Regions from separate parts of the Mus musculus genome. Here region 2 is linked to region 1. A link is a loop called in an ENCODE intact Hi-C map of the cell type or tissue named here. Cell type or tissue: gastrocnemius. All regions are shown on one strand. Links, peaks and the distances in the headings refer to the core of each region. The heading gives the core; the rest is flanking DNA.

Region 1 (5,694 bases), core at 321-5,320:
TTTTGCTGCTTTGTTTTTAAAACATTGGTTAAAACACGCCCTGGGTGCCTACATTCTTGCGAACCCATTTAGAGTTTTTTTCTAGCTCTTAACCATCGGTGTGCAGCAGGGATGCAGTGGTGTGTAAGCAGGATCCGCCCACCCCTCCCCTCTAAGTCAGCGTCATCGCCCCTTCCCCTCCCATCTCCAGCCACTCAGTGCAGCAGCCCCACTCTCGCCTGGTCCCGGACTCGGGGAAGCTCCGCTGAGAGGACCCTGCACTCTGCTGCCCACTAGGCTCCTGGCACCTTCCGTAGCCAGTGTCTGCATCCACCCGGATCCTTGCTGGGCAGCGCCCCTGGGACGGGAGGATACAGTAAGCATCTCAGGTAAGGATGAACTCACTGCACAGGAGGGCACCCTAGAGGCTGGACCACTCCTGAACAAGGCAGGACCCACAGGAGGAACACAGAAAAGCACTAAAGAAGGGATCACAGGCTGGCTGTTTTTTAGAGATCAACCACCCTTCTTCCATTCTGAATGAGTAACGGCCACTGCAAGGTTAACATCCGAGGAGTGAGTGATGTTTGCATTGGAATACAAATGGAATGCTTTCTGCTTAAACAGTACCAGAGGGGACCCTCTTTATTTTTGTGATTATTAACAGATGTCACTGGAAAAGGTGTAAAAACTTTTCCTGGAAAGAGGTTTGTCTCTTCCCTAAGTTGCTGCCGAAGTACTTTCTGCCTCTGTCTGCCTCATTCTCTCTCTGTCGCCCTGCCCTCTCTCCTCTCCCTTCTGCCTGGGTAGCGAAATGAACAGTGGAAGACCCGTGGGACGAGGAGGTGAGATGAAGTGGAGATCTTGGGCTTGCTTTAAAGGACCAGCCAGGGGTGAGTGGATTGAAAAAATAACCAAGTATTGAGAATTACCAAAGCTGAGTGAAGGGCACATGGAGATTAAATATTTCTCTTGCCTCATCTGTGTGTTGGTGTGTGTGTATGTGTGTCTGACTGTATGTAAGTGTGTGTTAGTATATGTGTAAATATGCATGTGTGTGTACGTGTGTGTATATATGTCTGTGTCTTTCTGTGTGTGTGTGTGTCTGTGTCTGTGTATGGGTGTGTGAGATCTTGAGACCTTTTATAATAATAAGAATTTTTGGAAAGTTGCAGCAACTCCCAAGCCTGATTGATCTGACTTCCATACCATCTTCAATTTGGAAAGTCGCTCTTCAGGGCTGAGGAGATGGTTCAGCAAATAGAAGGCTTTCCTCACACACATGAAGACCTGAGTTTGGATCCCCAGAACCCACAGAAAACCAGAGGAGATAGAATACATCTGAAATCCCAGTGCCCTATAGCAGATGGGGAGAGAACATAGGAGACTCTGTGAAAGCTTCTAGGGGGTTAGCCTGGCATATGACCACACTCAAGGTTGTCTTCTGACTTCCATGGGGTTCCATTTACTCACAAGAACCAAGGCGTGCACACACATGCAGAAAGATGTTGTCTGGTATATCAAGTCTCTTCTTCCCTGTCTTTATTAATTTTTCTGGCTTCTGACATCCCCCCCTCCCCGCCGCCAAGTTCATTTGTACAGAGAATTATAAAAGTCATAACTTGCTGACTGGAGAATTGTGTTTAAGATCTGGTTTATGATTTAGCAGAGAAAATGTTAAAATCCTAGCCAAATAAGAGCCAGGCTAGAAAGTGCCAATCAAACGGTGCATGGGATTTCATTTTAGAGAAGACTCTCATGTGAGACAGTTCTATGTACATTTCTTTTCCACTTTTTTTGCAGATATTTTAAAATATGAGAGCCCTCAGTATGTGCTTGGCTCATCACACGTGAAGCTGCTACTGTGGGTCAACTTTCTCTACTGAATAGACTGCCTTTCTTTCTGTGCCCAATTCTCAAATATCCAACAAATCCATTTTAAATAGAAGCACCGGACTCAGGAATTCTGGAATGCTGGAGCTCCTTCACCTTAGACACGACAGATGGGAAATCTGAATTGGGAACATTAGGAAAGACCAACATCAACTTAGTTTACAAATCATTATTTTATAATTTTACATTTCCCTACAGGTAAACTGATATGTGATTAGCGAAATACACTGTGACTACCAAAGATAATGCATTTATTAACTATTCTTTGCTGAAGATCCAACTTAAAAAAAAAATAAAGCGTAGTCAAGAGTCATGTACGGTGCACCTCATATGCCAGCAAATGAAGGATCACCCTTGGGGTTACCTTAGTTCCATTCACCTCAATTTGATTTACACACAGCGAAACATTTTATAAATTGAGATGTACGTATCCTGCAGAAATAGCAGGAAAAAAAAGAAAAGAAAGGGAGGCTTTAGTTTTTATTGTGATGAGAAACAGAAGTTGTGGGTTACTGTAAAATAATCATCTGAGTAACTTTACCATCTTCCTTTCCCTCAAGGACTGCCAAACTTTTAAAGCAGACATTGCTCTGTCTCCAGTCCTGAAGCTGAATTTGAAAATAGTGCTATGGTATGCGGTATTTTGAATAGCCATTGGCACATTGTCAGTGAACCCTCTAACTGTTGATTCTCAGCGTAGAACTGGTGGAGAGCTTACCCCTAGTAATGGATTATAAAGTATTTGATAAACATATGGAAATATTTGGCAGGCTCGCGACTTTCCTCTGCGTTGAAATGAATCACAGCCCATGGGGTGGATGGCTCAGCCGTGCTGTAGGCCATGGTGGGAGGGTCCTGGCACTGGAGCTGTTTTGGGAAAAACACCTGCCAGAAATTTGTCTGGCTGTGGACATCGTCATCAGTCCTCAGCTCATCAGGATGGGCGATGGGACCTGGAGGTGGGTTTTGAACGTGTGATAAGTTCCATATGCGACAACTCTTTAGTGTATTGTGAACCAGTTACACTTTCCTCATCTCCCATGCTTCGAGGACAATTCTGATTCACAGCCGAATGATGTAAGAGGAAATGCAGCCCCAGACTTGCTCTTGGCAGGCTTGCTTTGCCATCTAGTGGTGGCATAGATAGCCAGCAAGGACCTGCTCCCAGGACTGGAGATGAAGCCTTCTGAAGCTCACTGACTGATGTCACTTGTCACTTGTGTGCTCTTTGTTGATCACGATTAACTGGAGAGCAAGCTTAGGTCTTATGAGACCACTCGGTAGCTGAGAAGAACTGTCAGAGGTTATGGTTTGTTTTTGTTTTTGTTTTTTTAAAGAAAGGCCTTTAAGATGGTACTCAGCATAGTTAACACTTCATTTGCTGAGAAATGATTATCATCTATACTGTTCAGCTTCCTGATTTTAGCGGCACTAATCAATACTATCATAAAATTTCCTGAGATTCTGTTTTATATATCTAAAATTGAACATTCTATTATCTTTATAAATTTTATAATTGATGTTTAGCACCTAGGAAATGAACCCCCCCCAACTTCATACTCCCAACTACTTTCAAAACATCCAGGGAAGGCAGTTTTAGAAACTATATTCTCATCTTCATCTACGTATTAAGTTCTTATTTCTTTTTTAGTGTGGTGGGAGTATGTTTGTGTGTGCTGGTTATGTATGTGTCTGCTGGTGCGTGCTCATGTGTGTGTGTAGACCAGAGGTCAGAGGTCAGACTTGGATGCTGTTCCTCAGAAACTATCAAATGTATGTCTAACTTGTGTGTGTGTGTGTGTGTGTGTGTGTGTGTGTGTGTGTGTGAGAGAGAGAGAGAGAGAGAGACTTATGACATGTTCAAGTGCCTACAGAGACCATCAAAGGAAGTCAGATTCGTTGGAGCTGGAGTTAGAGGCAGCTGTGAACTGCCAGATGTGGATGCTGAGACTGAACCCAGGTCTTTTGCAAGAGCAACAAGCACTGTTAACCACTGAGCCATCACTGAAGCACCAAGTGATTGGTTTTTTATTTCTCTGATATTCTCTCCCTCTCCCTCTCCCTCTCCCTCTCCCTCTCCCTCTCCCTCTCCCTCTCCCTCTCCCTCTCCCTCTCCCTCTCCCTCTCCCTCTCCCTCTCCCTCTCCCTCTCCCTCTCCCTCTCCCTCTCTCTCTCTCTCTCTCCTTTCTTTCCTCCTTTCTCCTGAGATGGGGTCTCACTCAGTAACTCCGGCTCTGCCAGAACTCTCAGAGACCCATCTGCCCCTACCTCTTGAGTGCTAAGGTTAAAGTGAGTGCCACCATGGCCAGCCCAGAAGCTGAGCACCTCATTTTTTAATTAGGATCTCTCTCTAGAATCAGGCCAAGATTGGTCTCCACCTACCCAGCATGCAGAGCACATATGCAGGCACCCATCCTCAGCTTTTTGTAGTGGGTTCTAGGGACCACGCTGGGATCCTGGTGCTTGCATGGCAAACACTTTAATGAGAGCTTTTCTTCCAAACCTCCTGACTTCCCATTTCTGTTCCAGTAAATTAGCCAAACCTTACAGAGGTAAATTCACAAAAAATTATTAATCTTACATGCGTGGAGCTTAGAAGTCTGAAGATCAGCAGGAAAATGTCCCTGTTAAGTTCTTCTGCTTGCTAACCCTTGGCATCTTTTGTAGACCACCTACCTCCTGAGCCACCCCACTTCAGTCTCCACTTCCATCTCCACAACTCTATCCTGCCTTCTCTTTACAAGGTCCATGGTCGCAGTTGATTCACCTGATAGCTTGGCTAATTTTCTCATCTGAAAACCTTTAGCTTAGTCACACTCTCACCATCTCCCTTACCATGTGAGGGACATAGACACAGGTCCTCATGATGAGGATGTGGGTCCGTCCAGAGACCAGTGCCTATGTGCCATAGGGAATGTACTTGGTAAAAGGTTTGGGCTATACCTTATAAATACCTACCAAAGTTTTCCTCTTGCTTTCATAGAAGAGATGGTGTCTCTGTTGGCAAGGCTGGCCTGGAGCTTCTGAGCTTCAGTGAATCTCCTGCTTTAGCCTCCCTAGTAGCTGAGACTACCTGCATGCACTGCCTCAGCTTTCTTTTGCCCCCAGTACATACTGTGCTGAGACAGTCTCACTATGCAGTCCAAGCTAACCTAGAACTGGTGAGCCTCTTGCTTCTGCCTCTCAGGGAGAGCTCATTCACTTTTTGACTTCAGGCATTGGGCAATAATGATAATTGCTGCCATTTGCTGAATGCTCCCATGGGTGCACATGTGCACATACATACACACGTATTATTCCTTCAAAAATCATGTATGCCATTCTCCATCTGTGACAGATGTGGAAAGTGCAAAGATGAGGGACCCTTAAGAGAATCACCTTGCTAGTAAATGGCGAGCATAAGTTGATATGGTTTTAAAGTCCACTGTCCCTATGGCCACTGAACTGAAAGATGGTCTCTATCGTCCATCTTTGTTATACCACTGACACTGTCATTTTCCCACTGCCGTGACATTATGTTCTTCTTGTAAATGTTGCATCACTTGGTGCTCTAGCCAGTCAGTGACACCTGCAAGTGACTTGTAGTGGCCTAGAATAAAACTCCATTACAGCAGCCATGAGTCTGCTCTGCATCTTGCCAAACTCAAGATGACCATGCACGTTTGTAGAGGTATTGTGCAGACTGCGTCCCACTTTCCTGAATCATCTTTATAGCTCATTACTACCAGTGATGCTCTTGTGCTTCCCCTGCGACCCTTGGCCCAGGCATCTCTCCTGTCTGTCGTTATTCAGAGTTCCCAGGCCAGGCCTCAGTGGTTCCTG
Region 2 (5,694 bases), core at 267-5,266, 51 kb before region 1:
CTCCAGGCTAGACAAAGCTACACAATCAGAACTGCACTAAATAAATAAACAAATAACTGACGAAGTAGTAAGTACAAAATAATATGGAGCACCTTAGTGTATAAGTGTAAGCATTAAATCATAGTGAGAATAAGATAATTAGGAAAGGCTTCCCTAGGGAAATGATTACTAAATCAATTAATATCATTTTAATTTTAGGAGTCACAACAAAAATGAAAAGAAGAAAATCTTCAATATATTTTAAGCTAAAGGCTAAGTTTGGGAGTTAGACACATCTAGGATAGATAGTAAAACATTAATTTACATTCAACATAACAGGAAATAGCACTATAAGGATTTGAATAACAGGAGAATGTGAATAAAATGCTAACTGGTAGATCTCTCTCTCTCTCTCTCTCTCTGTGGTGTGGGGGACACGCACTCTCTTGTGTACATATACAAGTTGTTTGTGGGTGCCTCTAGCTGTGAGCTGCCTGAGATAGGTGCTGAGAACTGAACCCGTGTCCTCTGCAAGAGCAGCAAGCACTCTTAACCACCGAGCCACTTTCCTCAGCAACAAAAGATGTTTTCATCCATACCTAAATGTACGGACATAATACTAACTAAGCATGTCTCGGTCACCCAAAGGTAGGATCGTCAAACTCTTCCTTAGTGTGGCTAAACGAGTATTCCTATAGCGGGTGACAGGCTAGGCTCGTCTGCTAGGAGAAATTTAGAAAGCACTGTTGACTTTAGCATCCCCTTGGAGTCAGGTCATCTCAACATTAAAAAATTAAATTAAATTAAGAATTCTGTCCTAATAACAAAGACAGGGGACTTTTGAGTATATAGCAGATGATGTTAATGCCACAGGCATCACGCTGACCCCAGGGCTGAGTAAGTAAAGTTCCTTCTATTGATTGTCCCAAGATGACCCAGATTTGTAATCCAACTTGATACACTGCAGGTAAAATGTGTGCACACATTAAGACTGTACTTTTCTACCTTTGGTGTAAGATCTTTGTGACAGTATCGTTTCTACAGTGGGTATCAACTGTTACAGGTTAGCAGGAGACTCCAAACCCAGTAAAGTATGCCTTTGCTATGGGATGGGATGGGCTGGCCTGTCTACCCACTCTTAACAAACATTTCAACCTTGACTTAAGAAAATCAAACAGGTTCTGCTACTCGTGTGATCTTGTCAAGGCGACCCATGATTTCGTCATAAGTCAGGACAGGCAGGTAACACGTGAGAGCCACAAGTGGCTTTGTCACACCAAAGTTTACCTTTGTTCTAGTGAAAATAGTCCTCGACCTACAGGATAATAAAATAGGAAGAAAAAAAATTCAAACTAGCAATTACATTGATTTTGAAGGAAAAATAAGTAGGAAACTTAAAATGTTTACACTACATAGCTATAAATAATCAAATAAAGATTTGTAGAAGTCACTACAAAAAAATTACAAACTCGCCGGGCGTGGTGGCGCACGCCTTTAATCCCAGCACTCGGGAGGCAGAGGCAGGCGGATTTCTGAGTTCGAGGCCAGCTTGGTCTACAGAGTGAGTTCCAGGACAGCCAGGGCTACACAGAGAAACCCTGTCTCGAAAAACCAAAAAAAAAAAAAAAAAAAAAAGAGTCATAAAAAAATTACAAACTCAAACTAGCTATAATGCGCAAAATAATCACACGTGTTTAAGTTATTAATAATGAGCACAAGTCACCCATAACATGACTAGAGAGAAATGCTGAGGTACACTTCTTAACGAAAAAGGAGGTTCACTAAAGTGATACCCTAAAAGACTTAACAGGCCTCCATGCTGACACTCATGTCACTCTCCACATACTGAAGAAATAGGAAATCAGATATGCACACACGTGCATGCACATATGTGCGTACGTGCGTGCACGCACGCACACACACACACACACACACACACACACACCATTCTAACAACCACCCACACTATAAAATAAGACCTAGTTACTTACAAAAGCAAACTGATCATTTCTAAAATGTTCTCATTTAGGGGAGATCTTGGGTATAGGGTGGGAGGAGAGATATCACAGCATGAGAAAAGGGAACTCTGATCTGGGGCATACATTGAATTTCCTTGTAATAAGAAAAGAAAAAAAGAGGACTGGTTTAAAAAAAAATAATAACTTTCCAAAAGTCAGAATTTAGAAAGGAAAATAAATGAATAAATAAAATAAATGACTGTACCGCCGTATCATGTAAGTTTTCCCACCTAGGCATGCACGTAGGGTTCAACAAGAAACCACCCACACCATACAACCAATGTCATCCCAGAAGCCAAGAGGCCCTGGAGCCCCCACATCTTGTGGATGGGATCCCAGGCACTCAGAGGCCATCTCTGTTCAAGGCAGGACCGGTAGGACCACTTGTCTCCACAGCAGCCTCCGGTCATTGCCAGTCCAGTCACCTGGACCGGGAAGGCACGTCGCGGCTGAGCTGGCCGCCCGCCTGCCACCCTCACGGAAAACGCTCGATTCCCACACTGGTCCACACTGCCCTTCCCGGGATGGGAAAGGGGCAGACAAAGAAGAGCGGACCACAAGTTACATCGCTCCCCGGGGTCCAGCATCGGGATGCTGAGAGGCGAGGGCGCCGGCTCCGCAGTGGCCTCCCGGGTGGGACGGTCCCCTCGGTGGCACGCAGGTCCCCGCGGCCCAGCGGCCGGCTGCGGGCACAGGGCGGCTCTCGGGGCCGCGGGGCTCACCTTGTTGAGATGCGGGTCCCGCGTCAGCAGGTAGCCGCGCTGGTGGGTGTGTCGGCGGCGGGGGGCTCGGGGCTCCATGGCTGGCACGGTGGCGGGGCGGACGCGGAGTGCGGCGGGCGGCGGCCGTGCGACGGAAGGCCCCGCGGCCGGGGGCGGGCGTGGGTGGCGAGAGGGGGTGGCGAGGCGGGAGGAGCCCGCGCCTAGCCGCCGCCGCCGCGGCCGGGCGGCCCGCGAGAAGCGCTGAGTCACGGCGGCATCGGCCGAGCCGCCGTGCGAGGGGGCGGGGGCGGGGCTCCGGCCAGGCTGGTGAACGCCAAGCGAGAGACCTGGGCCCCGACGGGTGAGGGGCGGGCCGCCTCGCTTCCTCGGCTCGTCCACTGTCCTCCCCTAACCCCAACGTCCTGGGTGCCAGCCATGCCCCCGGGGCCTGATGCAGGAGGGGGATCAACTTTGACCCAGAAAGTCCAGGCCTCGATGGCACTGGGCGAGAGGGCGACTCCCCGCCTGTATCTGAATAGCATAGGAGGGGAATTTCTTTTGAACGCGATAAGAGAAGAGGTGTTAAGAGTACACGGGTCCAGTGATCAGACCTATTGAGCTTAAGAAGGACTCCCCTGAGCGTTCTGGAAACCAAGATGTTCATTTTTGCAAGACTATATGGTTTCTTCTTTGAGGAAAGAGGGTGAGAATAAAAGGTCTTCCAGTATTCAAACCCTGTGGTTGCATTATTGATATTTCTACTTAAAGATTAAAGGACTGGAGAAGTAAGTCCCATGCCACTCAGGGATGTCTGATTAAAACAGAACAGAACAATCAAGCAGCCTTCAGACACCAAAGCCTTTTCTTTTTAGTGTAATCGCATGGCCAGATTCTATGGTATTCGCCTAAACACTGAGGAATGGTTATGGGGTTATATATTGCCTAGATACCTGTGAAATGTTTTCTAATTATTTTACTTTACTCTACCAGTACAACGATAGCTTTTAGGCTATGCTTGAATTCAGAAGTTTCTTTGGCCTGGCTTTTAAATTATCTAGACTCAGTTATTTTATAGAAAGCATTATATTAGCATTGCACAGTTCTTCAAAAACATTTCTTGTACTTAACATGACACCTTTCATTGTGAGTTTTACAACCCATAAATAATTTACCTCATAACATCTGAGAAAGGGGTATACTTTACAAAACTCCCTCTCCTAAATTAGATGAGGCGCATTGCAATTATAATGCTTTGTGTGAGTCAAAAACAGTTTAACAGCAGACCTGGAAGATACAAATTTCCAGGAGAAACCAATTCCAACAGTTTTAGTAGAATGAAGCTTTTATGACTTAAATTTAGAGATGTTGCTTGTCCATTGCTGTGGGACTTAAGGTCTATAGCAAGGATCGCCAATATAGAACAAGCCCAAGGAGCATGTGACCTCTCCCTCCAAGCCAACATTTCAGGAACTCCAGGACCTGTAAAGCTGCTTCCTTTTCCTTGTCTGTTTACTTGTTCTCTGACAGCGCCAGTCATCTTGGATGGTGAGCAGCCCAAGGAGCTATTTTGTATAGTCATACACACTTCCAAAAAAAAGTCTAAAAAGAACCTATTTCCCAAATATTGACTAGAGCACAAACTTTTCAGTCTTTTTAATCATTTGTAGAATTAGATTTTATTGCCAAGAACACAGAAAAACAAGTATATAGATTAAAAACAATCAACCTCCTTTGCTTTCATTACCTTGTAAGAAACTGGGGTTTCAATGCCACCCTGTAAATGATTGATAATGTAAAGAATGTTAAAAGGGGGCAGTGGTGGAGCACGCCTTAAATCCCAGCAGTCGGGAGGCAGAGGCAGTCAGATTTCTGAGTTCTCTGAGTTCAAGGCCAGCCTGGTCTACAAAGTGAGTTCCAGGACAACCAGGGCTACACAGAGAAATCCTGTCTCGAAAAACAAAAAAAAAACAAAACAAAACAAAACAAAAAAAAGGGGGGGGGGAGGTGCTAAAGAGTTCAGCAGTTAAAAACACTTGATGCTCTGCTGCAGAGGACCCAAGTCCAGGTCCCAAGGCCCAAGCGGTATGGCTTACAACTACCTGTACATCTAGCTCCAGGGGATCTGACGCCCTCTTTTGGCTTCCTCAGACACTGGAGTGCACACACACACACACACACACACACACACACACACACACACACACACAGATAAACACTTATATGCAGAAAATAAATCTTGAAAAACAAAAGGCATGTTGAAATAGAGGCTAGAGATGTGGCTCCTTGGGAAAGCACTTGTTTTAAACATGAGTGAGCTTCTTGGTTTGACCTCGTGTACTGAATATACAGACCATATACTAACCTTCAGATAGGGTTACCAGCACATGAACATTAGCTTGAAAGGGTAGTCAATATGCAAGAAAAGATATAGATAATCACATCATCTAAACTGTGGAAAAGAATAGAGTGTATTTCAGCAATTAGCAAGTCTCTTTCTTTTGTTTGTTTGTTTGGTGGCAGCAATTAGCAATAGCTTGTTTGTGGCAGCAATTAGCAATAGTCTGTTTGTTTGTTTTGTGGTTTTTGTTTGGTTGTTTGGTTGATTGGTTGGTAGGTTTAGTTTTTGTTTTTCCAACATAGGGTTTCCTCTATGTAGCCCTGGCTGTACTAGAACTCTCTGAAAACCAGGCTAGCCTCAAACTCAGAGATCTGCCTGCCTCTGCCCCCCAAGTGCTAGGATTAAAGACACATACCACTGGCCAGCTATTTAATTATTAAATATGCTTTTAATAATTTTTAACACAATATTTTCTGTCTAAGTACTTAAAAATATCTCTGGTGGAAGCATTTTTAGGGGTAACTAAAAAATTCCCACCAATAATGCCTCACTTTGCTTTGTGTACAGACACATAGACACACACACACACATATATATATAACTTGTCCCCCACTGAGGCAGCCCTAGAAATATTCCATCAACATGGAATGGGAAACTA

The links. Hi-C counts contacts between places; a loop is a spot of excess contacts. Peaks named below come from ENCODE experiments on the same cell type or tissue, not always from the same donor. Only the 100,000 strongest peaks of a DNase experiment are listed, where the experiment ranks them.
Region 2: it touches region 1 in a loop (1.9-fold over the local background); 10 of 42 quality-filtered maps call a loop at or near these places.

Annotation. Positions count from the first base shown.
Region 1 is chr9:86,743,439-86,749,132 of GRCm38, forward strand. It overlaps Prss35 (protease, serine 35), which reads left to right and starts at 195. Exons shown (of 2, transcript NM_178738.3): 1 at 195-368. In gastrocnemius, for the core only: a CTCF peak has its summit at 3,009 (motif pointing left); DNase peaks (open chromatin) are centred at 2,751 and 2,962; H3K4me3 peaks cover 310 bases.
Region 2 is chr9:86,692,954-86,698,647 of GRCm38, forward strand. Me1 (malic enzyme 1, NADP(+)-dependent, cytosolic) reads right to left here and starts at 2,961. Exons shown (of 14, transcript NM_008615.2): 1 at 2,720-2,961. The coding sequence starts at 2,797. It overlaps A330041J22Rik (RIKEN cDNA A330041J22 gene), which reads left to right and starts at 2,489. Exons shown (of 3, transcript NR_045835.1): 1 at 2,489-2,749. In gastrocnemius, for the core only: no CTCF peak of the experiment used is centred there; DNase peaks (open chromatin) are centred at 2,479 and 2,950; H3K4me3 peaks cover 1,889 bases; H3K27ac peaks cover 2,499 bases.